Regions from separate parts of the Mus musculus genome. Here region 1 is linked to region 2. Evidence: chromatin loops called from intact Hi-C (ENCODE). Cell type or tissue: gastrocnemius. All regions are shown on one strand. Links, peaks and the distances in the headings refer to the core of each region. The heading gives the core; the rest is flanking DNA.

Region 1 (14,832 bases), core at 4,233-12,232, 68 kb after region 2:
GTGGTTGACAGGATGTCCACTCTCATTTCAGGCTGCCCTTTCCTCCTGGGGACCGTGTGACCTTCAACGGGAAGGAGTGTATGTGCCAGAAGTGTTCCCCACCCACATTGCTGGGCAACAGTGCTCACGTGGCCCAGGGCCTCCGGAGTAAGTGTGACCGGCATCTTCTTTGAGCACGACTACTAACAAACTGGAACCACCCTCCCTGAACAACCAACAACCACCCACTCCACCTATCTGTGTCCTAGCATTTATATAGCCTCTGAAAATTTCTCATAATTCCAAATGTCTCACAATTGCAGAAACTATCAGCAGCTGGCAAAACCACGCCTCTGCCAGAGCAGGAGGCAAATCACAGTCAGCTGATGCGGAGCAGCCCCACATCCCCACACCTGAAACTAAATAAAAAACATAGTCTTATAATATTTCTGCACTTTTTAAGGAAACCAAAACTCCTAATTCTCACTACAGTAAGGGGCTAAGCAAGAGGCCCAGCGTCTCCCCCATGTCCTGCTTGCATACACAGAGGCCTGCCCCCATTTGGAGGGATCATAAAGGTCTCCAGATCTTGTTAAAATCCGTCTGGGAAGAAAATCATCCCTCACAGAATGTGGCTCAGCACCACATAAAACCCTGCATGGTTCAGTGTCCCTGAAATCCTAGCACTTACAGGGTAGAGGCAGGAAGATCACAAGTTCAAAGCCATCCTCAGTTGTAGTGAGTTGGAACCCAACATGTGCTACCCACATGTTGTGTCAACAAACAAAACCCAAAACTGTCTATACTGAGCACGTGCAAACATCTTCCTTGTCCTGATTCCCAGGGAGTGCAGTGTGGTGACTGCTCACTTTGTATCTGTGTACTCCAGATAGCACTGGTCAAAGACGCTTTAAGCATGTGGGAGGTGTGTACTGATGTGCAAAGGCAATGCCTCCCACTAGACAGGATTTCAGTGTTCAGGGGGTCCTGGAACCTAGGCCTGGATACTAAGAGGCAGTATACCCACACTGGCTGTATATACACAGCATGTAATATACGTATACACCCTGGAACAGATACATGCATATGGGATACACGTCCCCACAGGTACCCCTGCATGCTCATCCTACACCCCCTGCCTGTTCCGATTTGCTGATAGCTCCCACACATCCTCCAGTGAATGACAAGGGCCTCAGTGTAGCAGCTCCCTGTGTGGAGGGACTAGCTGGCTTAGCAGAACAGGGTTGGGACATGAGGCCCAGGGCCCCCAGGAATGTGGAGTAGGGCTGGGCACAGCTGAGAGAGAAGAGGCTCCTGGGAGCCGGATCAGGGCTCAGACCAGGCTACTACCACGCAATGATAAATGCTGGTCTTCATGGATGCCGTGGGGTTCAGAGAGAGAAAGCAGAGATGAACAGGACAGATGCAGAAGATGCTGTCTGGGTCTGGAATAGGCGCCGGAAGATTAGGGGTCAGAACAGAGAGCAGAGGGGAAGAGATCTCAAACCCAGTGGCCCCAGATAGTCAGAGGAGGATATGTGGATCAAAGAGAATCCCCACGAGGGGGCTCTAGGCAGGTAAGGGCAGAGTGGAGGTGAAGGCTGGGACTCAGACCTCTCCAGGAGGGGACTCCAGGCAGGTGGGAATGTAGGGCCAGGAGGAGGAGGGGCAAGAGAGAGTGGGGCTCAGACCACTCCAGAAAGGTTGAGTCCCTTAGGTGAGATGCGGTATTATGGTTAGGTTTACCATTCTGTCTCCAGCTAAGGATGGGTTTGGGGTTGTTTTCCCAGGTTTACACCTGATCATGCATGCCACTCTGCAGTCCTAGGCCAGCCTGGACCCCAGTGCACCCTGGTGTGACATGATTCTGTGCCAGTCTCTTAGGAGGTTGGGTCTCATCTCCTCCGTGGTCTTCCAGTCTCCAGCCTTGGCTGCATAGGGTCAATACTCTTCACACAGGATCAAGCCCCACCATGGGCTACACAAATGCTCCCTTCAACTGCCAGACAGGGTCCTTTTAGTACACCTCTGTGTCTGGGCCTCTCCTCTAGGGCTGCCCTGGGTGAGTCTGTGGGACCTAAGATTCTGAGGGCTGAGTCCAGGTCATGCTGAGTGCCCCTGGGGGTTTTGTGGGGCCCTGCAATACGAGGCCTCTGGGCCCACACTGAAGGTATCTGTGTTTGTTCTCTGTTCCAGGTTGTGGGGGCTGTGGCTTAGAAATCAAGAATGGCCAGGCCCTGGTGGCTTTGGACAAGCACTGGCACCTGGGATGCTTCAAGTGCAAGACTTGTGGGAAACTCCTCAATGCAGAGTACATCAGCAAGTGAGTGTGGTGGGCAGAACCAGCCCAAGAAGGTCTTGCCTAATGCTGCCGGTGGGGCAGGGGTGTCCAGTCCTGGCGCAATGACTAGGACCCCATAGCCCTCATCTTCTTTCCCAGTAGTCCTGCTGAAGTGGGTTGTGTTCTCCAGCTCTGACATCACAAAACACCTGTCTCTCAGCCAGATGTGGTGGTGCACGCTTTAATCCTAGCACTTGGAAGGCAGAGGCAGGCAGATCTCTGAGTTTGAGTCCAGCCTGGTATAAAGAGTGAGTTCTAGGATAGCCAGGGCTACATAAAGAAACCCTGTCTCAAAAAGCAACAAACACACACACACACACACACACACACACACACAAAGCACCTGCCTCTCTGTTGCAGAATGTTGCCACCTGCTTGGTGCCTGGACATTCCGATACCCTGTGGGGCACATAACAGCTGATAGATACTAGCCATAAGGACTCATGGAGCTGGCTGATCCCATGGGATGATGGGATCCTACAGGCAGATGCTCTGATCTACAGAGATGGACTTTGGGACGTCTGCTACCCACTTCTCAGTGCTCTCCCAGCATGTTGTTAAGGGTGTCACAGTGCCTGAGGAGGAGCAAGCGTTTGCCAGAGGCTGTGGGACCATGTCATGAGCTGAGATATATTTTAACCCTGGGATCAAGGAGGTGAGGCAGAAGGTCCCCACAATGTAAGTGAAGTGAGTTAGGTTGGGGTGGGGCTTGGAGGAGCTCCCCCCACAAGCATAGGAAAGTCCTCTTCCATGCTTCAAAATTGGAACCCACATAGAGGTTGAATGGGTGGAAAGGTTCCCTATATGATTACAGAGAGTGGAATGCGTGTGCACAAATGCATGCACAGACTTGCACACACACATGCACACACATATGTACACATGCACACGTGTATGCACATATACACATACACATGCATGTACACACATGCATGCACACAGGTGCACATGCATCCTTTCATGAATGCATACAAACATGAACACATACATGTAACATGCATGCACATCTACACAAATGTCCAGGAGCACATGTGTAGAGTCTCAGTGGCCAATATGTTCATGCTGTCATCTAGATTGACAGTATATTCTGTCAGCAGGGGCTGAATAGCAAGTAACAGGGACCTCTCTGTGTTCCTGTTTATAATACCAGGTGACCCATTGATCACAAAATGAAACATTGTCCCCAAACCAAAATGAGGTTCCTTTCATTCAGATGGATGACTCTGTAAAGCCTGACTCCCCTGGCCTCTGTCACAGCCACACTGTGGGGAGTGACTCAGGCAGGCAGAGCCTGCTATGCAGGCCTCTTTGAAGAAAATGGCAGTGTTGCCCCCCATCAGGTGCCACCCCACACAGGGCGTTGGTGGCTCACCCACACCAGCATGTTACTTAGCAGCCTCCAGAACTGAGGGGGAGATCACATTGGTGTTGCCATGGAGATGGTATCTAAGAACTTCCTGGGTTTGCTGTAGCTACATGGGCTTGTGGGGGTCTCCCAGTCTGCATCCTCCCTCTGGGAGGCACCTCCGAGAGTTGAGATCAGTGAAGGAAAGACACTGAGGGGCACCCATCCCCGGAACATCCATTCTAGGGCATTGTGAGGGTCCAGGCATTGAGAGAAAGAGTGTGGTACCCAGTTTAAACCCTGACAGCCTTGAGTCTGCTTGTCCTAGCGGGGGGAAATCTAGATAGAGTTCACAAGAGCTGCAGCCCCTGCAGTGTGCATGCTTTGTAGTGGCAGGTGTCCATCCTCCTGTCACCTCCACACCAACTCCTGCTGGGTGGTGACCTGTGACTGAAAACAGCCACAGCTAGCAACACCAGTCATCTTGGGCACTGACAGTGCTTTCCTTAAGCCTGTCCCCAGCATCGCCTTGTCTTAGGACAACCTCACTCTCATTGCTCCCGTTTTACTGTGGGAAGGGCTGATGTCCGGTGGCGTTAAGTAACACACTTGGGACATGGTATTTGGGTCCAAGGCAGTTTGCTTGTCTCCTCCCAGTGTCCCCTTACTATCTTGAGTGTGGCCACCTGCAACCTCCTTGCTCCTCAAGCCCTTCCTTCCTCCTGCCCTATCTCCCTACCTTTGCGGCCCTTCATCTATTGCTAGGCTCACAGTGCCGAGGAAAAAGAATAGGTAACTTAGGAGATCTCCTGTCTGCACCGTCTCTCCATGATACTGGGCTGATGCCTAGCTCATTTAATACAGAACAGAGTCAGCCATTCTCCTGAGCACAGCTTCCAGATGTCTCCCTCCACACCGACACCTGCTGTACTGGGTATTCAGCCATACTTGAGAACACAGGCACAAGGCAGGCTTTACCCCAGGGCCCTGTGTTACCTACAGCCAGAGGTGCCCTGTGGCCTTCTGTTTTGTCGCACTTGCTGCTGGGCTTTAAGTCACCCCTGCACCCTTGTCCTCAAGCGGGGAGGTACCCTTGTTTTGCACCCTCTCTGGCCCCTGGTCAGAAGGACCTGGGAGGAGAGCCAGGTCGCTGACTTAGCACCTTTCACTTTCCGGGCTGCTTCTGTTCCTTATCTCAGTCTCTGGAGCCCTCCCTCTCTCCTCTATCATCCAGTGGGCAGGAGGGCTGGCCCCTGTTCCTCTGTATAAATACATGGGAAGTGGGTGGTTGTCATATATCTCACATGGTGACAAATGAATGCTACCTGCCCAGGAATTGTCCCCTCAGAGTAGAAGGAAGCTACCCTGTCTCCATGTTGATGGGCAGTTCTCCTGCATGTTGGGGGCCAAGTGGGTGAGCCCATGCCCTCCTGACTTGCCTGTCTCATTTCAGGGACGGGCTGCCCTACTGCGAGGCTGATTATCACAGCAAGTTTGGCATCCGCTGCGACGGCTGTGAGAAGTACATCACGGGCCGGGTGCTAGAGGTGAGAGGTCTGTGGCCGGCCGGGCTGGTGTGCTCTGAGGTCTAATCTCAGAAAGAGCTGAACCCCTTAGCTGTCCCTCCCCTGTGCTCAGAACCCTCAGCACACTGTCAGCCTGTTCTTGTCCACACAGAGTTCATGTTGACATTTAGCTCACTCACCTGTAAGCGAGTGTCATCATGTGTCGCACACCTCCTCGAGTGGGACCTGGGATGTGCTAGACTGGTCCTCTTGTTAGGCATAGCATGGTAAATAAGACTACAGTGAACAGCTTCTTCCCAAGGCTCCGTTCGTGCTCCCAATCTTCCTTCAGATAGATCCACAGAAACATGGATGTTGGGTCAGAACTGCAAACGCTTGAATGGTTCATGGCAGTCACTGCAAATTGCTTGCTTTTAGGTTAGAGCAGTGCTTCTCGCCCTTCCTAATGCTGTGTGACTCTTTTATACAGTTCCTCGTGGTGTGGAGACCCCAGGCCATAAAATTATTTTTGTCGCTACTTCATAACTGTAATTTCGCTACTGTTAGGAGTTTGAATATCTGATATGCAGGATATCTGACATCCAACCCCTGTGAAAGGGTCATTTGACCCCTTCCCAAAGGGGTCGGGGGAGACCCACAGGTTGAGAACCACTGGGTTAGCGTCTTCTGACCCTCTCCCTCTCCGGCCTTTGCTGACCTAGATCTAGAAAGGCTCTGCCTTGCCCCAGCCCTGAGGCAGGCTGGCAGTTCTGCCTCTCTTTCGTAAGCTTTGCTTGCCTCTGCACTGTTGGAGCGGGTCGTGTAGTAAGATTATGACTTTGGTCTCCTGTGTGTCCTGTGCGTCCCGTGAGTCTTGTCCTGGGTGCGGAGCACAGCTACTACAGGCATATCCTGGATCAGGGCAAAAGACCAACCTGTCCCGTCCCACATAAGCCTGGTCCTATCCCCCTTCCCCTTCCCCTGCTTCTCCCTCCAACTGCCCTGGACTTTTACTCCGCCCAGGAGCCTTCCCTGTTTCCCTCCCTGAACAAGACTTCCTCCTCAGTGGTTTTTGTTTCCATTATTTTTTATTCTTTTTAAATCAGGGTCTCATGTAGCCCAAGGCTGGCCTTGAACTTGCATAGTTGAGGTTGACCTCCAATTCCCAGATCCTCCTGCCTCAATGCCATGTGCCCCCAGGAGCTTTTGAAACAGCTTAAGTGGTGCCTATTAAAAAGAGCAGCTGCCAGGATCAGGGCCCTTGGGACAGCTGCAACTGTAACAACGGTGTCGTCTCACCTCCCTAGACAGCCCACCTGGCCTCCCTGACTCTCTGGGTCCCTCCCCCTAGCACACTGAGGCCTGCACTATGCCATCCCACCCAGGACCTCAAGCTCAAGAAACCATGTTTGTACCATGTCTGTCTTCCCTTACAGGTCTGAAATTCCTGCCTCCCCCTATACCTCAGCACCCGTGCACCTTGTTGGCCACATAGCTGTCCCTCTTTCTTTGAAGTAAAGAAGAGTCTAGAACTCAGCCAGGTGTGGGGAATCCCCCAGCAGAGCTTCACACCCACTGTCCTTCTTAATCTCCTGACCTCAGCCAGATAGCAGACCTTGGTTGGCATGGTAACCTAACCTTGTCTCACCAAGTTGACTCTGTGGGCTCAGGTGGGGGCATCTTGGAACTGTCTCTGCCATTGCTGCAGTTTGGGAACCTGGGTCACTTCACTGCCAAGGCTGGCAGACCCTCACTAGCCTGGGTGGGCAGACCCCATCCAGTACTGAGAACTGGGCTATGAGAGAGTTGGCTTGTGAGGCTTGTACTTGACACGTCTTATGTCCCAGCTCCGAGTTGCCCCAGGACGTCCTTGTGAGGCCACTGGGGTCCCCATGTGTGATGAGAGTAAGGCAAGCACATGACCTCATCTGTAGCATGAGCATCCTTATTGTGTGTCTCTGGGCCAAGTGCTGTGAAACACTCTGTCTAAATAGTGTGCTGGTGCACTCTGTCTTGACCTTGCAAAGGGGCTGTCCTAGCTGACAGGACTTGGACAGTTCTGGTTTTCCTCTACATCCTACAGTGGAGGAGAAAGGCCTTCCCTGGGAGTTGCATGCTTTTGGTTTTGCCTTCTCTGGGGGCGAGTGTGCTGCAGTGGTGGTTAGCGGAGGTGGCGCAACTGAGTTGTCGTTCTGCGGGCTCTGCACAGCTCTGAGCATCCTCCTGGCGGGTGTGAGGTGGGAGCGGCGGGTGGAGACAGCCAGCTCTGCAGAAGGGAGCCTCGCTGCAGCAGCACTGCCTGAAGCTGGCCCAGGCAGGCAGATGCCCAGCTGGTGATGCTGTGTTCTCGGGAAGCTGCAGGGACCAGTGACTTGCTGGAAGAAAGAAACAAAGACAAGAGTATGGAGACTGGCTGGGGCAAGGGTGACACAGGCAGGCCGTCCAGTCTCCTGCGCTGAGAAGGACTGGAGACAGACCCCGTGCAGGTAGGAAGCCTGGCAGAGCTGGCAGAGCTGTGCCGAGCCAGGTGGGTGGGCTGCTGGCGGTCCCTGCAGTCTCTCTTGCCCCCAGCTGTCCTCTCTGTGAAGCCCAAGTGGGAGCTTCCTGTGCTCCCCCACAGCAGCCTCATGTGTGCTGGGACTGTGTCAGGCAGGCATGGTGCCATCTTAAGCTGTTGGTGCCAACAGCACTGACTGGGAAATGTGTGTTCCTGGTGATGGAGGGTACTACTCCCTCTTCTTGTCCTCCGTCACTTCTGTCACTCCGTCACTCTGTCCTGTGTGGTCACAGGAGGGGACTAGCAGAGATGGACAGGTGAGAGCAGAGGTGCTGTGTGGGTGATGAGGCAGAGCTCACGCCTGGCTACAAGGCTACAGCCCCTGAAGTGGCTGAAGTCGACTTGTAGAGAGCTGCAGTTTGCCGGAGGATTCATGAAGCATGTCCTTTGGAACTGGCTATAAGAGAGAGGTGTGGGAGGGGCTTGTCCCTGACAGTGCTCAGAGCCTAGTCCTTAGCTGCCACCCTATTCCCTCTCACTGCAAAGGTGGGGGTAAGCATGGCATGGGGGTGTAACTTGTTTCCACTCTCTTAGCCCAGATGCCACCATGGTTTGAAGCTCACTTTCAGTGCTGGTTTATACCTATGGCTGTTGCCATGGTAACATGAAGCCCAGGGCTCCTTGGGACCACTAATTAATTCCTTCCTCACTTCTCCCCTTCCTCCATTCCTCTTTTTTTTTTCCTTCTCCATTCCTGATATGAACTCCTATGAGACTCACCAGGTCCCACTGTGAGTTGGGGTCGCACTGTGAATTGGGGTCCCACTGTGAGTTGGGGTCCCCACTGTGAAGGATGTCTACAGGAAAAGAGGCTGTCCAGGCTGCTCTGCCCTGGGTCAGGGAGCCACCCAGACATTTGTTTCTGAACACCATCCCCTGTCATGACTGGTGTTGCTTTCGCCTCTCCACTTTGTATTCCCATGGGCATATTCCTCGGCGCTCCGTAGGCATGTGTTCTTTACTACCAGCAGAGAACAAACTGTTTTCAAATAGTTGGGAGCATTTGAAAGTTGCAATGACGACAGCATCTCAGGCCCCTAAAACCAGTGTGCTTATTGTAAAAGTGTTTGCAAAAGACATACTGGCTTATGTTAAACAAACAAAAAATTAACTCCAATGAATGGATACCTATTCGGTATTTAGAAATGACCTTTTTGCATTTTTACCTACACATACACACACACACACACACACACACACACACACACACGGGGGGGGGGGCAACCCACAGACTTACCCGTGAATACATTACCTAGAGACACACAGAAAGGCACAGGCATACAGCATGCCACATACAAGCACACGTACACAGAGATATCGGCATATATTGCATTCAGACAACACATAGACACAGACACAGAGATGCAGGCACACATGTATATACCACTATAGGCGTGGGTCCTCAACTGTTCCCACACATGTTTGGCCAGAACTCTCTGTCCCCAGGGAGTACTTATGCTTGACCATGTCTGAGGTGTACCTCAGAGCACCTTTCATGGATGCATCCCTGGGTGGGCCCTAAGAGTGGACTGTGGGTAGATGACACAGCTTCCCACGATGACTTCCTAAGTGAAGCTGATGGTGAGAATAAGGAGGGCAGATGGAGATAGGAGCATCCAGCGGGCCTCATATGTCAGTATTGGGTCCTGAGAAGTGGGGAGCCAGGGGTGTTAAAGGGGATGGGCACAGGGACAGAGCCAGAGTCTGGGAAAGGACTCTAGACCTCCAGGGCTATGCTGGGCATGCACTAACTTCGCTCTCCCTTTGAGAACAAGTGGTTCCCACAAGGTCTTGGGTAGAAGACCCTGGGGACCCAGTGCTACCATGACCACAAGGTACCCCTGGGCTGCCCGGCACCCGCTCTGGTTCTTTGATTCCTTGCCTTGTAAGTTTCATTTTCTCTTTGCACCATAGCAATTAGGACTTTGAACGTCTGGATTCAGTTTTCGGAATTCACAAGAAATTTGCAAACCTGGCACAATGGTACCCTCCTGGAATTCAGGAGGTAGAGGCGGGAGACTTACAAGTTCAAGGCTAGCCTGTGCTACCACGTGAGATTATCTCTACAGACCAAAGGCTGGACTATAGCTCAGTGGGAGAACAGTTGCCCAGCCAAGGCAAGTCTATGAATTTAACCCCAACACTATAAAAGTAAGCAAAAATAAAGGCATATATACTTTTGAGACTGGCTAAGGAATGTCCCTAGATCCAAGCAGCCACCTGCAGGCCCAGCTCTACGTCCCATGGTGCAACCAAAGGAGAAACTAGGGACAGCCTTGGGTGTGGGAGGCTCAGTCAGGAAGGTCTGGGTTTCTGCTGACCAACCTTGAGGCTTGCTCCAGCCTGCAAGGGAGGAGAGGCAGTGTCTCAGGACAAGAGGTTTCTACCCCACCTTAGTACCACTGACCCTTTCTTCAGGGATGCTGGGGACTAGTCTCAGAACCCTGCCTGATGTCCTGGCCCTGTGGGGCTGCAGGGGCTCCATGTCCTTCTAGACCCCTTACACCTCCATTGCCGACTTTGGTGTTTTTTTGCTAAAGATAGCAGTTGCTTGTTGGAAGGCATAAAATATTTTTCTAAAACGACACAGTGCCAAAACCTTTTGGGCTCCAGGTGCACTGTACAGATCTGAGCCATCTTGAGCCCCAAGCAGATGAGAGGCTAGGCCATCTGCCTGCTGGGGATCCAGGGGTGGTGACACAGATGTTCAATGCCAAAAAAAACCCACTCTTGATGCTTTAGGCCTTCCTGGGGGAAAACCCCATTTTGGTCAATAACTGGAAGACGCCTCACTGAGAGAGAGACACTGGGCCATGATGTCAGCAGTGGAGAGACTTACGTTTGACTCTGTAGGCCTTGCTGGCTTCCTATGTTCCGTCTGGAGAAAAAGGAAGACGGGGGAGGAGGAGGAGGAGGAGGGGGAGGAGGAGGAGGAGGAGGAGGAGGAGGAGGAGGAGGAGGAGGAGGAAGGTGTAGCCATGAGTCAAAGCTCTGTGGTTCTACTGCAGCCTCTGTTTTATAGTAGGGGACACTGAACTCCAAGACCCATGTCACATAAAGTAAAGGCCTCAGGCAGCAGTCATGCCCTGACTTTTGCTGTGACCTGGGATGGGTCAGGTGATCCCATTTGAAGGCTCATCCCCTCACTGGGCTTCACAGCCAAATTGTGTTCTCTATGATACCTAGGACGCAAGCCTTCCATTTTATCTTCCTATCACAGATGGATTGCTCCAGAACATAGACCAGTTTTGAAACATGGCTTGGCTGTCATCTGCTATGCTCTACAGATGAGTGGTCCCCAGCATGAGTGAGAACAATTGTCTCTCCCAGCTGTGAGGCTGAGAATGACTGTTGTCATGTAGTCATGATGTGTGGTCAGTGGGGGAGGGGCGGTGCTGGGAGCAATGGCTCACCTTTGGCTCTGGCTTGGGTGTGGGGCTCTGTAGTATATTAGGGACGTGCTGTGACCATAGGGGAGGCACCTACATAGAGTAGGTAGTATGTGGTCACCTCCCCTTCACCATGTCCATTACCCTATAGTACTGGGTATAGGAACTGACCATATGGACAGCGAGGACGTGTGGAGCCCATGCTATGAGTCCCTGAACCAGCAGGAGCTCAGCCACAGCCAGTCTGTGCGCTCTATGACTGTGGCACCGTCTGGGGAGTCGTACCTGGTTCAGGCTGGGAGCTTGACAACCTGGCTAAAGCCTTGGCTCTGCCCTCCTAGTCCCCAGGCCTTGGGTAGGTCTTCTGGCTTTCCTGAACCTCAGTTTCCTCATCTAAGCAGTGGGTGTGATTGTGCCCATACATGACATGGCTGCGTAGAAATCTCTGGATTTGTTGCTGATATGTGACTGACAGTGACAAGAACCCCACCAGGGGCCAGCCTCTTCCAGATGCAGAGGGAGCCCAAATTGCAGTGAAGACCGCACTAAAACACATAAGCTCCAAGGCATTCCTCAGGCTTTTACAGTAGCACTGAAACCTCTCCTCACTAGTTCCTTAGCTTTTTCATCCCCTAAAGGAACCGTCCACATACCTCTGGTCCCTGGCTGCCTCTGTGGCTTTGCCTGTTCTGGGTGTTTCTGGAGCTGGCCTTCTATGGCTGACTTATTTCCTTCAGCGTTCACAGGCTGTCCACACTGTCGCCCCTATGGGTGTTTCCTCTGTCCTACAGCCATGCAGGGTCCTACAGATGGCTGTGCTGTACCGTGTTTTCTGCTGTGTATGAGTGAGCTTAGGAGCCATTGGCTAGCATGTGCCTTGGTGCTGAGACCTGGGCATAAGAGTCCTTGCAATATTTTGGACAGCAACGAGTGACTGTATAGTTTACATGGTGAATGGGCACGATTCTCCTCAGGCTTCCCACGCTCTTGGTTGTTCTTGTACACTTACAGCTATTTTGATGGAGACAAGATACCTTGTCCTCAGAGGTCAGGAGCTGGTTTGCAAGTTCTCACGACAGTGATATGTGACAGAGGCCATCTTTTTAGCTTCATTGTTTTCTTACCTTCTTTAGATGGGGATGGTCTAAGTTGCCCCATCCCCACCCCATGGTGTATAAAAACATGTGTGCAGGTGTGTGCACCTGTGTTCAGAGATGAGACAGGTGCCAGGTGTCCTTCTCTGTCACTTTCAGCTTATTCCTTTGGAACAGTCTCTCCACAAATCTGTCAGCCAATAAGCACCGGCCCTGCTCCTGTCTCTGTCCCTGTCCTCTGTATTACCAGAGTTTCAGGAGCACAGGAGAGCATGCTCAGCTCGTTACCTGGGTGATGGCATCTGAACTCAGTTTCCTGTGCTTGCACAGCAAACCCCTTTAAGCTGAGAGATCTCTCCAGCCCGTTTCTTTTCCTTTTTTAAATGATACACATATTCAGTCTTAAAATAATAACAAAACAAACAAACAAACAATGCTTTGTTAGAGAGCCACACACTTCCCCCAAACAGAAACCAACATGTTACACAGACAGTCACAGGTTCTGTCCTAAGTTCACAGTCTGTTGTCACCTGTGGCTTCCCTGTCACATCTCTGGCTCTCCTATCCTGTGAGGCTTTGTTTCCTGCCAGTGGTTAGAACCTCCTGCCACTGGCTGCAGTACCAATGCTGCTCTGGGCCCACAAAGCCACCTTGGTTTCATGGTTCGGCCAAGTGTTAGGGAGCCTCCATACCACAAGGCCAGACCTTCTGCCTCCAAATTTTTCCCTTTGTGGGTCCAAAATATAGAGGTTGATTTTTGTGATTTTCAACCTTTATAGACATCACCAGTTGCTGCTGTTGCTGCTGCCACTGCAAAGCTTCCTCTCTGTTCCCCATTGTCATACCCACTCCTGCCATAGCTGTGCCCACAACTACCACAGCCTCTGCCTTCTCCAGAGTAACCAGGACCACCTCCCCCATAGCCACCATCACTACCAAACTCATTAGAGCCATCAACACTGACGCCATATCCACTATGGTCCTGGAAGTTTCCCCCATGACCAAGATTGTCATTGTCACCCAAGCTATCTGCACAGCCACTGCCAGAGTTTCCAGAACCACATGGGCCCACATGAAGCCCTGGCCATCTCAGGTGTTAACAGGGCTCACCTCTCAACACTCTCCGTGTGGAAGCCACTCTCATACTGACCACTGACAGTGAAGTGTTTCTGAACGACCACCTCGTTCACAGAGTCCTGGTCCTCAGAGGTGATGAGCAAAGCTGTCCCTTCCCCTGATGTCTGTCATGACTCCAACCACTTCACTTCCCCTTGCCATGGCTTTCCTCAGAGGCGGTCAGGGTGGCAGCAATGAGTGTTCCCTGGGGTTCCTCAGACATCCAGAGGTGGTTTTAAAGCCCCACTCAGCTTGTTTCCATACTTGTTCAGACTCTTTAGAAGTCTGACTTATCTGGGTCATGTCTTATTGAATGGCAGCAGCTCTTTACATATTCTGGATCCCATGCCCTTACTAGGTATGTGACTTGCAAAGAGCTACCCTCCCCTTATCCAGCTTGTCTTCTTAGCCTTCTGCCAGGGCCATTTGTCGAGCGGGAGATTTTGGGGGTTGCTCATGGTTTTGCTGTCCAGTCTAAGTCTCCATCCAGGTAAATGAGGGCTTTCTGCCAGGTTTTCATTGGATGGTTTTGCTGTTTTGATCTTGTAGTTAGGCCTTTCCGTCTGTTTATGGAACTCTTACACCTGGGTGAGACACATGGCAAAGAGTGGTCAAGTGCACCTGTTGGGATAAACTGTTTTGTTTTGTTTTGTTTTAAACATTGTGTGAAACTGTGTCTTTATATTTTCAGTTGTTAATTCTGAACTGGCAGGATCTTAGTATTGTCATTTCTATAGCCCACCACAGCCTTAAATTTGTAAATACTTGTCCTTCCAAATCTGCTTACATACTTAAAGGTCAAATAGTGCTCTATGCCTAAAGGCAATCTAGAATTGTATCTGAAGTTGTCTTGCTGCTGATTGGTTCTAATAAAGCTCTGAAGGCCAATAGCTGGGCAGGAAGGAGGAGGAGGGACTTCCTGGCAGGGTAAGAAAGCAAAAGCCAGAGATTCAGAGAGTGGACTTGAAAGGAAATAGAAATGGATTGCAGTAGAGTAGAGAGGTTTAGAGTTAGCCATATAGCTCTCTCTAAATATAGTATAGTATAGGTGGGTTGTGGGCAAGACACACATCTGAGGAAGTCCCTCTATTTGTACCTGGATATACTCAAATGACCACCACCCAAGCTAGGACTAAGACCACACCCAGCCTCTGCAGACGTCTTCCTGTCACCACAGGATAGCCACTGCCTCTAACAGTCTCTCTTACTCGGACCCTGATAACCTGAGTCTGGATCCTCCGTGCTGGCATCTCTCTCTCCTTACTGATCAGACAGTCTGCATCCTCTATTCTTTGTTCGAGGCATGAGGGTTGAGGGGATACGTGACTATGATCCGTACCCCAGAGTCAAGGACTTTTGGGTAGGGTTGGGAGCCCACAGGCCCAGTCTGAAACGTGTGCACTTAGAGGCCCCACTGGGCCTCTATCTCAGCTCCACCATCTGCTCATAGGATGATCTTGCTCAAGCCACCTTCTCAAACCTTTTATTTATGACAGTGAAGGCCTG
Region 2 (14,832 bases), core at 2,542-10,541:
GCTTTTGTTTAGGATTTACATGAGATTCGCCCTCAGATCCACGTTGATCCCATGCACTCAGCGACCCCTCACACCGTCCCTCTGGCCAGGACTTGCCTCCCTCCCCGCTGCATTCTGTGTGTACATGCCCACACTTCCAAAGCTGCTCCAGGACCTGGGATTCTGCCAACCCTAGCCAGCAGCAATCCAGCCCTGCAGTGCGACGCTAGAGACCATCCCCACCTGGGCTGGCTGGTGGGCTGCTGGCCGACACCCTGCACAGACACGTAGGGCCAAACCTATGTGACTTAGAGCTCATCCCCTCCCCCTAGTGAGACTGATGGGAACTGGTGGCCCTGGAGTCCGCTCTATCATTAGTGCAGTGGCCCAGCTTGGGGCCTTAGAAAAGCGTAGTCCAACCCACTTTCCCCCTCTCCAAGGCCTTGCATCACCAGGCACTTTGCTGGGTGCCTCCCTTGTGCCTCCAGTTTGGGTGTCTCCTGACTGACAAGGTCTTCAAAGCTTGTCCCTTTTCCGGGCTCAAAGATTGGCTGGAACAGTGGAATTGCAGGAAGAAATGCCTTCCTGGAGGGCCTGGGACAGGGGTGGGGACCGTAGCAGAACAATCCCCGTGGCTCCAACTTCACACGACGATGACTCTCCCCTCTGAAGGGTAGGCCCACAAGGCTCATTTGTGCTTGGAGTCCTCTGCCTCCCTGACCCGACCGGTCCCCTCACAGGGTCCAGCCTCATCAGCAGTCCACACCTTTGTTCCTGGCTCCATGGCAGATGACAGGTGCCTCTCTGAGTTTAGGTTCCACTCTGTAGAGTTGGAGCTCTATGGAACCTCTGGTACTAGAGCTGGTGCCTTCCTTGACTTCCAGATTGTCACATTATCCTGTATAGTGCCTCCTACCTTTTCCTCAGGCCACTGTGTGCTGAGGCACACAGCGCAGGGGGAGAGCCATGACCCACACCCCTTCTCATGTTCCAGAGTTCTGGCTGTGAACTCCTTGCAGCAGCCCCACCCCACACCTTCGTCCTTTAGGCTAACTTGACTGGGCTCGGTATTTGCAGGGAAGAACTAAGACATGGAACATCTGCCTACGATGACCGGCTCGGTGGAGCTTGACTTCATTTAAGACATGGATCTGTTGCACAAGTCCTAAAGCTGCTCTTAGCCTAAAGAGCATATGAGATTACTGGTACTTAAAATAAAGCCAAGAGCTGGGTGGGTGCATGCCTTTAAAAAAAAAAGATTTATTTATTTATGTATATGAGTACACTGTAGCTGTACAGATGGTTGTGAGCCTTCATGTGGTGGTTGGGCTCCGGTCAACCCTGATTGCTCTGGTCAGCCCTGCTCCAGCCCAAAGATTTATTTATTATTATAAATAAATACACTGTAGCTGTCTTCAGATGCACCAGAAGAGGGCACCAAGTCTCACTAAGGATGGTTGTGAGCCTTGGTTCTGGGATTTGAACTCAGGACCTTCGGAGGAGCAGTCAGTGCTCTTACCTGCTGAGCCATCTCGCCAACCCCAGGGGTGCATGCTTTTAATCCCAGCACGGCAGAGGCAGAGGCAGAGGCAGAGGCAGAGGCAGAGGCAGAGGCAGAGGCAGAGGCAGAGGCAGAGGCAGAGGCAGAGGCAGAGGCAGAGGCAGAGGCAGAGGCAGAGGCAGAGGCAGAGGCAGAGGCAGAGGCAGAGGCAGAGGCAGAGGCAGAGACAGGTAGATTTCTGTGGGTTTTAATGCCAACCTGGTCTACATAGTGAATTCCAGTACAGCCAGAGAGAGACCTTGTTTCAAAACAAACAAAACAAAACAAAACAAAAATATGTAAAAACATGTCCACTTTTTTCTGCCCAGGTTTTGCCCCCAAAGTGCTGGTCAGGACACTCCAGTTGTCTGTGCTGCTCCTGGGGACAGCCTTTCAGCTGCTGCTACCCACCTGAGGTGGACCCAGACCCCACCTGCATCACTGATCCAGAGAGTCACTATGTCACAAGTTCCTCTCCCACTCACCTCTGTTCCTATCTCTAGCCTGCTTGCTTCTTTGAGGGACATTTATGCTGCCCAGAGTCAGTATCCCAGTCTGAAGAGGATGGTCCTGTCCTGGTCTGCCACGTCTGTCCAAGTGGACAGACTGGAAGAAAAACAGGTGCCTAGACTGAGAAGGCCTGGGACAAGGCTAGACCCCCTCTACTGAGAACAGACTCCTTCAAGTTGCCCTCTGACTCCACACCTTGTGCAGTCACACATGGACAGAACTCACATCTATGACCGAGTGGCCTTGATAAAGGTTGAAGGATGGAGACAGGCTGCTTGATGAAGCAAGAGCAGAATTCTTGGCCAGTTCTCCTCTTTCGTTTTCCTGGCACTATGAGTTTGGACCACGTGACCTCAGCCAGTGTCCTCGCCCTCTGTGAGTCTGAGTATCCCTGACTGAAATGGGTCAGGCCTGTTTTTCTGTTCCCTGCCTGTGGCCTGCTGGATTTCAGCTTTTCTCAGTCTGTCCTCTCAAGGAGTCCTATGCTGCCCTGATGCTACCTATGAAGCCCTCTGAAGGCTGCAGCCCTGCCTCTAAGGAGCTTTTTTTGTCAAAGCCTTGCAGTTCCCCAACTCTGGCCTGTTACCTACCTCACCGGCAGCTGCCCTGAAAGGCCAGATCCTTCCAAGGAGTGGGGAGATAGGCTGTGGGGGGATCAGGAGACTTTCTTGGGTCATACAACCACTCCTGAATGTCACTTGTGTGACCCAGGAAGTCAAGCCACAGGCTAGGTGGGGCAAGAAACAGGAGACGGGCAGGACACATTGCAATTTGCAGTGTGGAACGGTGACTTCCTTCCCTTAGACTTGATCCTCCAGAGTCCTTGTGTAAGCTAGCTCGTGTCTCTGCCCCTAGCCTTGGCCTCTGAGGGGCTGTGTAGGCACCTCTGTCCTAGACAGGAGTGGCCTGAATCACTCCCGGGTCTGAAGCAGAGCACTGCAGCTAAGCAGCCATAGAGAGCAGTTTCTTGGAAGGAAGCAGGTTCCCTGTAAAATGGTTAGGCAGAACCCCCACTTTGGCAAAAGGTATTGTGTTAGGAACTACCCACATTCCAGAACCAGGTTCACCCCCAATCTGCCTTCAGCGACTCAGTGCCAGCAGCCACATCATCACCAGCCAAATTCTACACATTTCCATGAGCTGTGTACCCTTCAGAAAGCCCTGCTACCACCTCCCACCTGTCTTTTTCTCTCATGTCCCTACACAGAGCCAGCCCCCTCTCCCACATAAATCCGTTGCATGATGTGATCTTTAAGGCATTCCTTGGCCCTGATCTGCCAAGACACTCTAACACTTTGTTGTCCAAAACATGCTAGAATCCAGAATGGTCGAGCAAACAAAATCCCATTCTTACTGTGTACCTGCAGAGCATGGTAGATGGACCGGGCTATTGGGTCCCAGTGTGTCACTCATGGTCATGTGACCCTGTAAGTTCCCTCCCTTGGCCAATTATTTATTCACCTGTGCAAAGGGGACAGGAAACAGGGTCAGTGATGGGTTGCAAGGAGTTTATGAGACTCCACAATCCAGTGTACAGAGAGCCCTTCTCTGTTTTGCTGTTTTGCGTTGTTGAGACAGGCTACACATCCCTGGCGAGCCTCTAGAGCAGTGTATGCCTCAGCCTCCGGAGTACATAGAGTAAGAGTGTTCAGGCCTGGTTTTGTTTTGTTTTCTCAAAAGAGTTTTTAAATTGCCCCCTTTTAGAGACAAAGTATCATTATGGTGCCCAGTCTAGCCTTGAACTCACAGACTCAAGGAAACCTCCTGCCTCTGCCTCCTGAACACTTAGACTACAGATACCTGGCAAGGCACCGAGCTTTTCCTGCACTCTACACAGTCATTCAACTATCCCTGCAAAATAAAATCCACCTGCTTCCTCTTCAACAGACACTCATGACTGAAATCTCCTCGGCTGAGTCCTGATGTCCCGTGGTTAGAGCCCAGGAAGGGAAACCACTTGACTTCTTCTTACCTGGCCCCAGCCTTTTCCCTTGAAGATCTGTTGATTTTCAAGGTCAGTGCCCTGTTCGTCCCTGGTCTTTCTGTCTCTGTGTCTCTATCCCCTCTGTTCTCTAGTGAAAGCATTACCATACATCATCTGAGCCAGGGTCCAGCTGTAGGGACAACAGCACAGATTCTCTGAGCAGATCACTTTAAGTGGCAGTGACAAGGACCCTGAGCACGGCCTTCTGGCTCAGTACACGTGCTACACATAAGAAAACAGGCTGTGGCCATCTGAGCAAGCCCCTTCATGTCACCTGCTGGGCCACACAGCTAATCGTCTGAGTGTCGGATAGTTTGCTACGGGCGGCACTTCTGACTATGGGCCATGTTAGTAGTGGCTTTGGTGACTTTCTGGAGACCTGAAGTGTTAGTTAGAAGTCAGTTTGCTGACGACTGAAGCTGGTTATCCCTAAGCTTTTTAAGACCTGAAAAAGGGTGAGCCACGAAGGCCTTGTGGTCCCTGACACTTGCCCCTGAGCACCTAAAACCCCAGTGCCTAGAATAGGGCAAAGAGCATCTTGGTCCTGAGAGCAGCCTGATGAGTCCATGCTGATGACCATGACCTTGGCTGGCAGGCTGACGCCTCCTAGAGCCTGTATCATATCTCACTTTTCTGTTGCATCCATCCAGGCCCAAAGGCCCCAACACTGCTGTCGCCATCCCACCAGAAGTGTCTGGCTCAGGGTCTTGGGTCCAATGTGGTCCTTCTATTGGCCATAGCTTCCCAGAGATGGGGAAGGTGGAAGGTCACATGGATACCCTGGTCTGGACCAAAAGATCATACCTTCTTTGCTGCAAACTGGGAGCTTGTTCTGAGGGCCCTTCCTCCCACGGCTGTGTGGACAATATTGTGGAGTATATTAGCAGTGGAGGGAAGTTTGTGGAGGCTCTGTGGGAAGTTTTAAAAGCCCTGTGGGGTGGGAGTCTGGGTACTGTATTATTGAGGACATGCCCTCCTTTCCTTTCTTGGTACTGGGGTGCAGGGAGCACCTGCTGCACTTTGCCCTCGCCCCCAACCCTTCCTGGAGCAGGGCCTTTCCTCTTTTCTCCTAGCCCTAGAGAGAGGGGTCAGGTCATCCAGGAGTCCAGGACTTCCCTGAGTTTGTCTGGCAAAGGAAAGAACAGACAAGAGGTGGGGGACCCTGGAATGTTTGGCACTTAGGCAGAAGCAATCCAAATCTCGAGCCATTGGAGGGAGGCCATGCTGCGGATGCTTAAGCACACTGGCATTCATTCATTTCAGTGGTGCAACCCTCCGGATTTGGGGGTGGGGCTTAGGAATGGTGTTAGCAGTGCACAAAGCTCAAGTGCATGTGACTCGAACATAAAGGTTTCCATTGGCTCTGGCCCTAGTAGTCCAGATGTGGTCTCAGGACTGGCTTGATCAAGGAGCTCTGGGTGCTTCATCACTCTTCCAAGATGCCCTGAGTGTGACTTTCTTCTCAGGCTGACTTCCCATGAAGGGACAACTATGGCAATGGTTGTCCCAGGTACGTACCTCCTACTCCCAAATATCCTGACCAGGAGGGGCACCGTTGGAAACATCTTGAAGGCAAGAGACGCTTTTCCTCAGTTAGCTGGCCTCCCAGCTGCCTGGCTTGGGTCTTATGGCCTCCTGGATAGAATCCTGTGTGTCCTAGGGTGCTGGGTACTGGTTGATGTGGTTGAGAGCTCTCTTCTTGGACTGAGCCCATCCTGTAACCGTCCAGAACTATCTGAGCTAGACATGGGGCTGGCACACTGCTGAGTCCTGGACTGTGTTTCAGGTGGGGCACCACCAGAAACAGGGGAAGTGAGAGTCAGGAAACTAGGTAACCAGTCAGGAGACAAGAAGACACTAAGGAAGTACCCACCCCATCCTGAGCCTACGCACACAATGTTCACAGGTTAGGAACACCCAGGCACCAAAACCTCAGAATTGGGAAGTAACCCAGCAGGAAACTGTCCCCTCCATTCTGTTCCTCTGTAGCTGGAGAGCAGGGGCCTGGGTTCTGTTTGGCAGAGGAAGAAATACTGGCTGACTGGACCTAGACAGCAGGTTGCAGTGGCGCACTCTCCCACCAGGGGGCAGTACAGTAAATAAACATGCTGGTTTTGCTGAACAGAAACTTCAATTACTACTATCCCTGGAAATGGTAGACACCACGTATTTATCCCTGTAAAGTTATGTGTAAATTCGGCTTTAAGGTACATATATTTAAAGTTATTAAAATGCTGTTTTCTGTATTGTATGCATGCTGTTAAAAACTGTGCGTAGAGGGGCTGGAGAGACAGAGTAGCAGATAAGAGCACATACTGATCTGGAAAAGAATGAGTTTGATTCCCAGAACCTATGCTGGTCAGCTCACAGCCACCTGTAACTCCAGCTCCGGAGGGGATCCGATGCCTCTGGCCTTCTTGGGCATATGCAGTCACATGCACCATATCGACACACACACATGTATGTATAATGCTTTGGGGCTCTATAGTAAACTCAAACATCTGTGTCCAGCAACATAAAGGGAAGGAAGAATGGCTAGAAAGAGCCCCCATGAGACATACATGCACTGATTGTGGCTGTGGGTGAAGCCAGGCTGGCTTTCCCATCTGGACCCACTGAAGCAGTTTCCACAAGTCTTGGGTGGGAAGTGTGAGCCCTAGAGCAATGGTCTTAATACCATGGACACAAATACTGTTGTGGCTGAGAGAGAACCCCTCTACCTGAGATACATGCAGAGATGGGGATGGGGCTGCACCTGGCTGTGCTTGGCTGTGCCTCCACCCATGGCACTACATGGGCTCGGAGCTTGATCACAGTCACTGAGCAAGGCTAGGAGCAGCATCGACTCCATCTTTCCGCACTAATTCTTAACCCGAATGTCCTTAGTGCTGCCCTTCAGATCTTTCTACAGAAAGCTTTTCCTGAGAGGACTCACCAAGTGCTCTTTGGGGATCTGAGCCTTTTGTTCCTGGAGTTAAAAGGCAAATGAGCCAGTCTCCTGCCTTGGTTCTCTGGCTCCATCCCTAACTTAGCGTCAGCTTTGTCAGAGAATGGCAGCATGGCATGCTTCCCACCTGTGAAAGCTCCAGGAGGTGTGGGAAGCCAGGAGATCACCCAACTCCACCACTCGGGCTTCCAGGTGGAGGCGACAGCTGGGCTGACCCCTGAGCACCAAGCAGGAGCCACCTGCATGGAAGGAAGAGGCAGGTGGGGGCCTTCGGCAGGGTGGCTGATATGTATTGTTAACAGATGCCTTTGGCTTTCTGGTGGAGGGATGGGAGACCAGGAACAAAGAGACCAAGAGGAGGTGACTGTGGCCACCCAGAAGAGATAGGACTTGGACCAGGCCTAAGCAGGAGCAGGCCCAGAGACAGGAGCTGGAAGTGGGACCTAGAATTGTGCCAAAATAAATTCTCAGATGTCAGGGGCACAAAAGTGGTAGCCGGTGCTAGGATGAGGTGTGAGGAGCTGAGAACAGGCTATGCTCAGCCCAGGTCTAAGCGTAGGCACCGGGAAGCTGAAGAGGTCTTAATCTGGGCTCTCTGGAGAAACCAACTGATATATACAGATGGAAGGGTGGGTGGGTGGTGGAAAGGGGGCACGGTGGGTGAGTGGATGAGTAGATGGGTGTGTGGGAGGGTAATCAGATGATAGGTGAGTGGGTAGAGAGGTGGTGGATGGGAAGCTGGGGGGTAGGAGTGTGGGTAAACATCGGGATGGATGGATGATGAGTGAACAGTTAGGTAGCTGGGTGGATGAATAGCTGGATGCATGGGTGGTAGAAGGATGGGTGGGTTCAGTGTTTGCCCAAATGAGGAGGGCAGAATGAAGAGAGGGGTCAGGGCTGGAGAACCCAATGACAGGGATAAGAGAGGGTCAGAACAGAGGGAGAACCAGGAGCCTACTGGGGCCTGCTGAGACAGCAAGTCAGATAAATGAAGAAACGTATCCACTACACAGAGGCACACAGGGTTCCCAGGGTATGACAGAGCAATTGGGCTGGGAGGAGCAGATGAGTGGTACCCAGGTGAATGAAGGCTGTACAGGGCCACAGTAGGTGTGATGGCATTTTAGAGCAGGACTGTAGCCACTCTTTGCTGTTTTGTGAGCTCTTCACTCATTATCTCCCCTAACATTAGATAGGAGAGAAAGAAAGATAAGGGGTGGGGGAGAGAGATTTCTGAATCTAATTTCTTTCTGTTTCCTCTTTACTTGTAGCTGGTCTTTACTACTTTGTGGTTCTCACCTTTATCTCCTCCCCCAACCCAAGTTTCATCCCCATCACTAGATAGGAGAGAAAGAAGGATAGAGGGGAGAGAGATAGATAGAAATTTCTGAGTCTAATTTATTCCTCCTCCTCCTCCTTCTTTTTCTTCCTCCTCTTCTTCTTCTAGCATGACTACTAATAAAAACCCACAACCAACCATCCTGAACGACTAACAACCACCCACAGGGCTCTAACATTTATATAGTCTCTGAAACATTCCCAGAATTCCAACCGTCACACAATCACAGAAACTGCAGCTGGCCAAACCACGCCTCTGTGAGAGCATGAGGCAAATCACAGTCAGCTGCTGTGGACAGTCTGGAGTAGCCCCATGTCTATCCCACACCTAGCATTAAAATGGAAACATATTCTTATACTATTTCTGTGGGGTTTTTTTTTTTTTTTTTGTTTGTTTGTTTGTTTGTTTTTGTAGAAGAAATCTAAATTCCAGAATTGTCACTACAGTGGAGACTCTGGGAGGCAGACAGCCCAGCAGAACAGGCTGTGGCCTTGGGTGCTTCTGGCTTTCTTTTTCTTTTTCTTTTTGGTTTTTCGAGACAGAGTTTCTCTGTGTAGCCTTGGCTGTACTGGAACTCACTCTGTAGACCAGGCTGGCCTCAAACTCAGAAATCCACCTGCTTCTGCCTCCCAAGTGCTGGGATTAAAGGCATGTGCCACCACTGCCCAGCTATCTCTTTATTTTATTTTATTTTTATTTTTATTTTTTGGCTTTATTTTCATAGTCAGAAATCAGAACACTTCTCTTGACTTTTCCCTGGCAGAACATTTGGCATAATCACGGAGCCACATGACTTCTGCTCCCAGTGGCTTGGCTAGAATCTGTATAAGAAATCCTGGCAGAGATGGCCCTGTGATGTCACTAAGGGAGACTGGCCTTGTTCATAGCCTTGGTGAAACCATGGAGCAGGCACACTCCTCACAGGGACATCATGGTATAACAGGAGAAGGCACTGGGCTGGAGAAGCCTGGAGTGAAACATGCAGAAAAGAACTCAGGGACAGCATCCCCATGTTCCACAACATGCATCCCCTGAGATGCATTCTCTGCATGAAAGAGGGGGCACTCTTGGCTCACCCAGGAAAGTCACTGGCTGTCAGCCTGTGATGGGTGGCAAGTGATCAGAGACTTGGAGTTGCTCAGTGACACCAAGTCCAGGCTCAATTCAGACAAGTCCTTCCCAGTTCCCAGGACAAGAGCTGATCTTTCCACCAGGGACATCTGTCTTCTAAGATGCCACCAAGCTGTGTGCCCTCCTCATGGTCTTTGAGTAGGTATGCCAGTGGACACTGGGACATGGGTCTGGGAGAGTCCAGAGGATTCTAACTTTGGGGACCTGGTTCTGGTGATAGTCTCTGTTCTCACTCTCTGCCTCCTGACCCAGAAGCCTGTTCGCCTGCCTATCCCTTCCCAGGGCAACAGCCGCAGCTCTAGAGGGACTACAGAGTCCCTTGTGGAATCTGAGAAGGAGGCCTCATATGATGAGTTAGTTGAGTTATGCCTCTCCCCAAGACAAATGCTAGCCCCTGCCTCCCACACTGGCCTCTACTCTTCCTGCTCTGTAGAGGAGCAGCATTTCCTAGGCAGAACTGGCCTGGTTTCCTTGCTTGAAGCCTTAGAGGTTTTGCAGTGCCTAAGGGCAAGTGCTGTCCTTGTGGTGAGCCTATAGCCTGTGGTTCTACCTGAATTCAATGTGGACGCTTTAGGGATTACCTCTAGTCTCCACCTTTATAGCCCGGTGTCTCCGCTCTGTCTCCATGACTTAGGTCAGGACCACAGTTGGCTTCCCACACAGGATGGCCTGTGTGTCCTGTTCCATGATTCCCTGTCAACAGGAAGTGAGCTATGACATGCTGACACAGCAGTGAGCTGACTCGTGTCTGACTTGTGCTCCCCCAGAGTTCACACACTGAAGGTCTGGCAGTCAGAACCTCAGTGTGTCATTAGTGTGTTAGTTCTCTTGTTGTTGTGATAAGAGTACACGAGAGATACAAGTACACGGAGAGATGGCTCCACCAGCAAAGCGCTTGCCTCACAAGATGAGGAGCTGAGTTCCAATCTCCAGAGTCCATGTAAAATGCTGGGTGTGGTGGTGTGTTCCTGGAATTCCAGCAATGGTCTCAGGACAGATGAAGACGGGAGAGTCCCTGGGAGATCATGGGACAGGAGTATGTGGCAAGGTTCCAGGGCAGCAGTGCTCAACCTGTGGGTTGCACTCCTTTGGGGGGGGGGGCCAAATGACCCTTTCACAGGGGTCACCTAAAACCATTGGAAAACATAGATATCTGCATTGCGATTCATAAAAGCAAAATTCGTTATGAAGTAACAACAAAATAACTTTATGGCTGAAGGTCATCACAATATGAGGAACTGTATCAAAGGGTCACAGCATTAGGGAGGTTGAGAAAGACTGACCTAGGGTGATAAGAGACACTGTTTGAAAAGGTGGAAGACACCTTACGACTGACATCTGAAGTCCTCCTCTGAGCTCCGAATATACTGTGCACGTGCTGGGCACCCATCTCACCCCCAACAGCAACGTAAGGGAGGAAGGTTGTCCTGGTTCACAGTTCAAGGGCAAAGGGTAGAGTCCATTATGGTAGAAAGCCATGGAGTAGGAGCTCCAGGCAACTGGCCACATGGTGTCTACTACCCGGAAGCTGGGGAAAATGACAGCTGGTGCTCAGCTCACTCTCTCCTTGTTAATCCAGATGGGCACTGCACATGGCACTGCCCTTGTTCAAGGTGGTACTCACCACCTCAATTAAAATCTCTGTGAACGGGGCTGGCGAGATGGCTCAGTGGTTAAGAGCACCGACTGCTTTTCTGAAAGTCCCGAGTTCAAATCCCAGCAACCACATGGTGGCCCACAACCATCCGTAATGAAATCTGATGCTCTCTTCTGGAGTATCTGAGGATAGCTACAGTGTACTTACATATAAATAAATAAATAAATCTTTAAAAAAATGTAAAAAAAAAAAACAAAAACAAAAAACCTCTATGAACACCCTCTCACACCCAGGGTCTTGTCTCTGAGCTGGTTGTAGATTCTTCCAAGTTTGCTTCATTATTAGTCATCACACCATGTGACTTTTGACAAGGTTGTCCAGGATATGCAGGTTAAGATGAGGTGACTAGGATGGACTTCAACCCACACAGCTAAATCCCCACGAGAAGGGGACACACACAGAGGCAGAGCAGAGCATGAAGAGGAAGGAATGCCCCTGATCTGCCAGGGAGAAGGGTCCGGGACAAATTATCGCCAGTCTCAGAAATGGCAACCCTCCTACCTTGAACATCCATGCATTAGGTTTGGGAGAAGACACACTTCTAAGGCACTCAAGCCCATTGTGGTGTTTGTTACCCAGCTCTCACCGGCCAGTTCACCCAGTGCTTGCTATGTGCTCCTAACACCTCCCCTGTTTCTGCTGCATGAGTCCAGTTCCTCCAGTGGCCAACAGGTTGAGGCCTCATGTGTGTGCCATTTCTCAAATGCAGCCTTATGCTCTGCCTCTTTCTGGCGTTCAGGCCAACTGTGTGTCATGATTACTTAGTGAAAGAAGATGCAACACTCTACTGTATCTATACATCAAGCAGGAATTAGGAACAGTCTGGACTGATGGACGTCATCCCACATCCTTGCATCTCCCTTTTTCTGTCCTGTGGGAAGAATTCATGTGAGCCAAGGTTGGCCTCGGCTGTCTGCCCAGCGTGGAGACTACAGTTCTTTTCCCCCTCTGCTCAAGACAGGGTTTCTCTGTGTAGACAGACCAAGCTGACCTTGAACTCACAGAGATCCACCCGTCTCTGCTTCCCGAGTACTGGGATTAAAGGTGTGTGTTGCTACTACCCGGCTGTGGCGACTATTTTTTTGAGAGCGAGCAACGCAGAGAAGTGAGTTGGCTGCTGTGCTCGCTCCTGGTTTCACATGGCAAGGCTTTAAATTATTGAGTGGCTGGAAAGGCCCGTAATGACATCCTATTTCATTTGGTTCTCTCCTGGGCTGTGAAGCAGATCAATACCTCAGCTAGATGTGGGGAGCACAGCCTAGACTGGACCTCCTTCTGCCACTGCTGCCTTAAAGGCAGGAACTCAGCTACATTTCCAGACCCGTACCTTTCTAGGCCAGGCCCCCGGCGAGCCACTCTGCCTTGCGGCACCTTCTCCAGAGTCACTTGGAGCGAAACCTCCACAGACCCGGGCAGAGGCCAGGAGGCTGGGAGGGGTGCCACAGGTCTGACCTCTTTCCTTTATGGAATGGAGGTGCCAATGGAGTGGTGATGTGAGGGAAATGTCACCCCACAGTTCAGTGGCCTCTTTTTTCCAGAGGCCCCAGAGGTCTCTGGAGACCAGGACATATGCCATGATCCCTAATATGAGGAAGACTTAGGATCACCTGGCAGTCTTGATGCTGGTGGCAGAGCCAGGCAGGAGGTGGAGGTTGAGACCCTGAAGTGACGTGGCAGTGGTTGGCAAGGCCCTGGGTGTGGTGGGCACTGACTTAGCAGGGCTCAGGAGAGGCTGCCACAGGGAAGAAGCTCAGCAAGGGCCCACAGACCGAGCCTGTGCTTTCCAGAGTAAGCATTCCTGACGGCCAGGGGCAGAGCTTGACAAGGCATGGTCTGGCAGGACAGGCCCCCTGCTCTGACCATTTACTCCATAAGTGGCTCTTAGATTCTTATGTCCTTTATAGGTAATGACAGATTTGGGAGGACAAGTACTGATGACACATGGCTCACTCTCTCCCAAAACTGTCTGGGTACATTCTAGTGGCTGCACTTAGCAATAGCAAATGCCTCGGTTTCTCTGTCTATAAAATGGAGATGATAAGACCCTTGAGATAATGCATAGAAACCATAGGGTTTGGCACAGAAGTATCTTAGCCCTGCTGTGACTGCCTTGCCCGGCTTGGCCCTTCGGGTAGTTTCAAACCTATTATCCCTTACTCCACCCTGAGCCAAGCTCCATCCATGTGAGGTCCATCCAACTCTGGCTGCCATTGAGGTCCCTCTGCCTTATGAATAGCCTCAGCTCCCCCGTCTCACTCTTCTCAAACCTGCCACACCCCACTTGCTCTCCCCAGGAGGCTGATGCTAGGGGCTCCACCTGATAGCCTTCTATACTTCTGGGGATTTTGTATCTTCAAAAGGAAGTAAATACTTTCAAGGTAAATGCTCTTCATTTTGAAGCAATGCAAAGGGCTTCATGCATGGCAGGGGCCTGGGCTTGTCCCCTGGGCACTGATGGAAACACCTGTGTCCTAGGAAGCCTCACGGATCTCAGCCATGAGGGAACTTCCTCTGAGACATGGCAGGATGGGCTGAGCTTGTCAGCTGCACTGTCAGATTCAGATGTAATCATCAGCCGCCTCCTTTGTCTCCCTCATCTTGTAGCTCCATGTTTCCAGGAACACACTCAAGTTTATAACCTGAGTTTATGCCTGAGAGAAAGCAGTGATTGGCTTGTGATTCTCAGAACCAACTAGGCCACAGGCCAGGAGCTATGTATTTGCTCTGTGCCTCATGCCATGGTAACCTACATTCCATAGTCAACAGTTAGGATACTCTCCTAAAGGTAAGAGTGACATAGCACCCTTCGATGTCCCTAAGGCCAGGTGGGGGTTCTGACAATCCTGTCCTGTGTCCTATGCACCCTGTCCCCTTCTTGTTGGCTTTGGGCATCATTTTGTCTAGCAACTCCAACATCTTGGCCTGATAATACAACAGGTTTCTCCAGATCGCAGTCTCTAAGCTAAGAGAATACTGGGTCAGAGCACAGGGGACATGTGGATGTTCTTGTCTTTAAATGTTCCCTAATCACAAAGAACACAGATCCCATGAAAGGCAGTCCTGTATGGATAGATCCTCCCTGGAAGGGCACAGACCAGTGATGCATCCTGAAGCTGCCAGCAGTCTGAGGGTGTTGGGCCACACCCATCCCTTCCCTTGTGCCCTGGTGCCTAAGAAAGCTCCACCCCCTCCAGGATTTTCCAGAAACAGAGATGAGTCAAGTTGAATGCCCTATCTTACGCCATATTCTGTTGCTGTGAGCCAGGTAGGTTATTAAAAATAGAAGCCCTGTGGCTCGTGATTCTGGAGGCTAGACATTCAAGACTGTGCCTTCCACATTTCATCAGCTTCTGCCTCCGAGTCTCAGAGGTCAGTGAGAGTACCCTGGTCTGGCTCTTAAGGATGAGCCTTGGTGCTCTCTTTGAAGCCTCTGGCTCCCTCTACAGGCAGGCTGCTCAAACAGCAGCAGTGAAACTGCAACACTTAATGGTTGGACTTGGTTTTCCTAAGTCATTGTTGACCGCAGTCATGAATGGATCGGAGTGAGACTGGGCTATGCTTTGAAGGGGGTGATGGCTCACATCTACCCCTTCATCAACAGCCACTGTCATCTTGACTATTGTTTATTCAGCATTGGCTCTAGGCTAGCAGCTTTGAACAGTGTTCCTGGCACTACTAATTTAACCCACCGAATTTCATTGTGACTGGGAAGGTGTGGAAACCGAGGCATCGTGAGAAAGCAAGT

Evidence for each region. A loop is a pair of places that touch in the nucleus more often than their neighbours do. Peaks named below come from ENCODE experiments on the same cell type or tissue, not always from the same donor. Only the 100,000 strongest peaks of a DNase experiment are listed, where the experiment ranks them.
Region 1: a loop joins it to region 2, with 2.8 times the contacts of the local background. A loop is called at or near these places in 2 of 42 quality-filtered maps.

What each region holds. Positions count from the first base shown.
Region 1 is chr5:35,807,008-35,821,839 of GRCm38, forward strand. It overlaps Ablim2 (actin-binding LIM protein 2), which reads left to right. Exons shown (of 22, transcript NM_001177696.1): 4 at 32-147; 5 at 2,176-2,302; 6 at 5,119-5,212. Among named protein-coding and RNA genes, the nearest start is that of Ablim2, 57 kb to the left of the region's middle. In gastrocnemius, for the core only: no CTCF peak of the experiment used is centred there; DNase peaks (open chromatin) are centred at 7,495 and 7,753; H3K27ac peaks cover 1,256 bases.
Region 2 is chr5:35,741,070-35,755,901 of GRCm38, forward strand. No RefSeq gene overlaps it. Among named protein-coding and RNA genes, the nearest start is that of Ablim2, 9.4 kb to the right of the region's middle. In gastrocnemius, for the core only: no CTCF peak of the experiment used is centred there; a DNase peak (open chromatin) is centred at 6,087; H3K27ac peaks cover 2,085 bases.